2 separate regions of the Mus musculus genome follow, and region 1 is linked to region 2. A link is a loop called in an ENCODE intact Hi-C map of the cell type or tissue named here. Cell type or tissue: heart. All regions are shown on one strand.

Region 1 (2,500 bases), 52 kb before region 2:
TCCTCCAGTACTCCCTGCACAGAAGGGTCTGGTTTCTAGAACAATCCAGCAGGACTAGGAGGAATCAGGGACAGGCAGCTGGCCAACTGGAATTTGAAAACTTTCTAACTTGGTTTAACTGTACACAGAAGGCCACTGCTCTCTGTGGCTTACTATTTAACCCTATACCCACCCCCTATTTTGCCAACTAGAAAAGATAGCTCCAGTGTATCAAAGGTCTTCCTAGATCTCAGACAACATGGCATCTCAGCCAACATCAGATAACCCATCTGCCTGGGGAGCCCTAAGAGGCAGGGGGTCTCCACGCCACTGGTGAGGAACTGCCTCCACTCCCAGTCCTGTGTCTCAAGGGGCAGTCTCGCCTGCAGCTCTCCAGGACTCCGGGGGCTCCCATTGCTTCTCCTACACCAAGGCATCTCCATCTCACTTTAAACAGGATGCACCCCACCTTGGAGAGCAAAGTACTTGCCTGTTCTTCCGTATTTGTGCAATTGTTGACTGGAATTATTGCCCACAGTTTACCTTCTGGCTCCTTTGCCCTCAGGAAGGCAAGCCACCCGTCCCAGCACAACAGCTGGTGGGGTCTTCCTCCCACCTCCCAAGCACCATCCACTTTTGGATGAACTTTTAAAGTTCTTCTCTGGATCTTTTCAAATGTCAGGAACAAAACCATACATAGTAACCATGACTGTCACCAGCCGTTCTTTTCTTGGCAACAAAGAGCCTCTTAAAGGGATATCACTCATCTCTGAGAATGATAGGTCACACTTTGATACTGGGCATCTGAAAAAGGACAGCAAATGGGATGAGTTGTGCCTTTAGGAAGGCACATGGGACGCTCCATCCCTCTCCTCCAAGCCAAGCTCATGTAAGTAACTGCAGATGTCACTGTTTCCTTGGCTCATCTGCCCCAGGGTCAGGTGATGCTAAAATCCTGTGATGCTAAAGGTGTTGGCAGCAGCTCCAACATAAGCTGAGCAGCCCTGGATGCCTGAGCTGCTGCCCAGAGTCCTTCATATCCTATCCAGCAGCCTTGTTGTCGTGGTGACCCTGCAAAGTAAGCTCATTTCACAGTTGAGGAAGCAGCTACAGGAAGGGCCAAGGTCAGGCAGCTGCGACGGAGCTGAGCTGAGTTTTCCTTCCTGGTCTGGCGAACTGCAAAGCCCACATCCCGCCACTCCCTCCTCATTCGTGGCTGACAGCGTGGCTAGGTGGCAGACTCTCTGGCCACCTCCTCCTGGTCTCATATGTCTCTCACTGTCTGTGTGGACAATGAAAACCAGCATTCTCCCGTCTCTCCAGCTGGGATGCTCCAGGGCTTCATGAAGTCCCCTTAACCCACAGCAGATAATCTGACTCTTTGTATGCATCCCTAAGCAGCCAACTGTGAAAGCTTTATGGTGTGTGTGTGGTGTGCATAAATGTGCATGTATATATGTGTGTGTGGTATGTATAAATATGTATGTATATGTATGTGTGATGTGTATAAATGTGTACATATTATATGCACATGTGTTTATGGTGTAGATAAATGTTTATGTATTATATGTGTGTATGGTATGCATAAATGTGCACATATATATGTATATGTGTGTATGGTGTACATCAATGTTTATGTATATGTGTGTGGTGTGCATAAATGTATACATATGTGTATATGTGTGTATGGTAGACACAAATGTATACATACATATGTATATGTGTGTATGGTGTGCATAAATGTGTTTGTGTGTATGTGCACCTGTGTGTGCACACTGGGCATTTGCACAGAGAGGTCTGAGGGTGGTGTTGGGAACCTCATTCCATCATTTTCAGCTGACTCTTCGAGGCAGGGTCTCTCATCAGATCCAGAGCTCACCAACACAGCTAATCTCCCTAGCCAATTTACTCTAGGAAATTCCTGGGCGCCTGTTTCATGAGTGCTGAGATTACCATCAAGCACCCACACCCATGTGGCATTTTCAAGAGTTCAGGGTATCAGTACGCCATCCTCCATATTTTAAGGCAAACATTTTACCCACCAAGCCATCTTCCTGGCTCTGAAGAAGTGGTAATTCTAGGTAATTGGGGAGGGGGCTTTTTTTTTTCCTCCAAAACAGTTAACTGAGCAATTTAGAGCCACCATAATTGCCCTCCTCACCAGCAGTTCTGTGCATTATTTACAGTCTAATTGGGTTCATTTATGGCATGCTGCATTTCTATACAGATCTCTCTCAGGCTCTGTTTGCCCCTATGAGGAGTACAGTGTGTGTTTTAAATGATAACATTAATCAGAGCTGCGGTTTCTGGGTGTCTGTTTAGATAAGATGGTTTGGGTTTCGTGTTAAAAGTCCATGAAATCAGATATAGCTTGGCTACACTCAGTTTCCAGTGCCTCATGGAGGCTCTCTAAAATATTCAAGACTCTGTTTGCCCGGGGTTTATGTCTTTGCCTAAGCTTACGGCCAATAACAAGAGAAACGTGAAAAGACAATGGGCACATCTGTCATTGAGTCTTCTG
Region 2 (2,500 bases):
GAAAACCTCCTGCCTTGCCCTCCAGTGTCTGGGTTGTAAATGCAAAAATTAGAATAGCGGAAGGGACCTTCATCCTGGAACCCGCCACTCACTTGGGTTATCAATTTGAGCCTGTAGGACACAGAACAGGCTGGGGGCTCAGAGATCAGGATCAGAGGCAGAGAGATCAAAGCCGTCCATCACGGTGACCGAGGGTGGGAGAAAGTTACTCAGGCTCCTCCTCCCGGATACAATCCTGAGCCTGTAAATCTGGTTGCTCACAGCTTTTCGGCCTGGGACACAGAAACAAATAGGGAAACGTAGACAAGATGTGTGCTCATGATATCCGAATAAGCAGTTTAAGCCGAAGGTCCGATCGTGCTATTATACCCTCCAGCCACGAGGCGGCGCCACAGAGCCCGCAGGCACCAGTAGTAAAAAGAAAATGTGAGCTAAGTGGGGCCTGGCTTCTCTGTTTTGGGTGCAGTTTGGTACACCGAGTTCAGAAAGAGGCCTCACAGCAATGCAGCATGGAGCCCAGCTTCAGAGACCTGTATCTTCCCTGGATAAAATGTAGTAGAGTTCGTTTGATACCACCTCTTACAGAGCATCTCTCCTGGGCTGAGTCAGTTTCCTTCACCCAAAGACACTTGGATTTGGCTTTGTATAACGGTCCCAGGCTCCAGGCACAATGAGCAAGAGAGAAGCTGGTCTCATTTCCACCCAAAACCACGCTGTGTGAATTATGAGGTCATCAAAGCATGTAGCATAGAGTGAGATAACCCAGGCTCCCAGTTGAGATGGATAAGCAGCTCGACTAGGTCTGTGGGATGTTAGTCAGGGGCGTTCGAACCCTGCCTTACTAGGGGCAGAAAGAAGGTCCAGTCACGGCCCCAGGCATCACACTATCCCTGTCCCTAGGGACTACTGGGAAGTAAGCTATGAAAGCCAGACCGTGATGACTTTGAGTCTTCCAAAAAATGGTCACTAAAGGTCACAGCCTCTGTCCTCGTTTCTGATCGTTTCTGAGGAAGCAAGATGTCACTCCCTCTAAACCTTTCAAAATTAGAGTCACCCAAGGAATGTTGAAAACTACAGATTCCCCAAGTCAGAATCATTGACGAGAAGGGGCGGCCCAGGAGTCTGTGGTATTTTCTTTTTAAGAAAAACTGTTTACACAAGTAATCTACCTGCAGGAAAGTCCCTCCTTAAGTAATCCTGAAGGTCCTTCTCCCTGCAAGCCCCTTGGCTAGCTGAGATCACTGTCCCCTGAGAAGCCACACTCAAGGACTCCCTTGGTGTCTGTGGAGTCCTTGTCGCCCCCTGCTGGTATGAGAGCAGATCTGCCAGAGTCGCCTTGCCTTCTTGGGAATCACAAGAGGGAAAGCTTTTTCCAGGGTTGTCTGCACTCTCTGATGTTCATTCCAGTGTTCTCGGTGCACTGCAGCTTTGATGCCACTGGCTTGCATGCCTGAGCGCTTCTGTTTATTTACTGAGGAGTCTGCCCTGGTTTGGGCATCACACGGGGCTAGGGAGTGCGGGATACTGGGTCCCCCTGCTATGTTTCCTTGGAAAGCAAGACATTCCATAACCGAGCAGTGGTAGCACACACCTTTATTCCCAGCATTTGGAAGGCAGAGGCAGGTGGATTTCTGAGTTTGAGGCCAGCCTGGTCTACAGAGTGAGTTCCAGGACAGCCAGGGCTACACAGAGAAACCCTGTCTGGGAAAAAAACAAAAACAAAAGAAACAACAACAACAAAAAGATGTTCCAAGATGAGTTTCGAGAGGAACCCATAGCAAATGGAGACACTCTTCCACACATTCCCAGAAGACCATCAGCTCCCAACACTGGGGAGTAACACTCCACAGACTATTGGTCAAGTCTGCTCTGGTCAGCTCCCAACTCTGGAAATACTCACTGTGGGTCAGAAATGGAATCTGTTTAGGCCTTGAAGCCTCTGCAATGAGTGCCTCTCCCCAGGGACTTTATTTACTCAAAAACATGTGGGGTGTCCTGGAAAGGAGGTGGGTTTTGCAATAAAATACACAAGTCCAATCCCCAGTCCAAGGCAACATTTAAAAGTTACTTAAAATATTGAAATTTTTGTGTGTGTAACTTTTTCTAGTTTCTCAATTGCATAGTTCTTCTTTTTTTAAATTTTTTTATTATATGTAAGTACACGGAAGCTGTCTTCAGACACACCAGAAGAAGGCATCAGATCTCATTACAGATGGTTGTGAGCCACCATGTGGTTGCTGGGATTGGAACTCAGGACCTTCGGAAGAGCAATCAGTGCTCTTAACCACTGAGCCATCTCTCCAGCCCCCAACTCCATAGTTCTTGAGTGTGAACTTTGTAACCAAAAGTGTCCTGGTGTGGAAGCAAAAGGTTGGCTATGCCTGTGTGTCTACTGAGCCTGAGAAAGAGCATCTAGTGACCTTCCAGCTGGCCAGATGGAGTGAAAACTTACATGATAGGGTGCCTGTCACCATCATGAATACCAGAGGGTGTTTTTGAT

What was found. Peaks named below come from ENCODE experiments on the same cell type or tissue, not always from the same donor. Only the 100,000 strongest peaks of a DNase experiment are listed, where the experiment ranks them.
Region 1: a loop joins it to region 2, with 2.5 times the contacts of the local background. A loop is called at or near these places in 5 of 42 quality-filtered maps.

The regions. Positions count from the first base shown.
Region 1 is chr10:69,253,520-69,256,019 of GRCm38, forward strand. The region is part of intron 4 of Rhobtb1 (Rho-related BTB domain containing 1); the gene reads left to right. Among named protein-coding and RNA genes, the nearest start is that of Rhobtb1, 42 kb to the left of the region's middle. In heart, no CTCF peak of the experiment used is centred here; DNase peaks (open chromatin) are centred at 362 and 1,082; H3K27ac peaks cover 1,432 bases.
Region 2 is chr10:69,306,019-69,308,518 of GRCm38, forward strand. No RefSeq gene overlaps it. Among named protein-coding and RNA genes, the nearest start is that of Gm40685, 4.8 kb to the right of the region's middle. In heart, CTCF peaks have their summits at 374 (motif pointing right), 1,301 (motif pointing left), 2,126 and 2,328; a DNase peak (open chromatin) is centred at 1,363.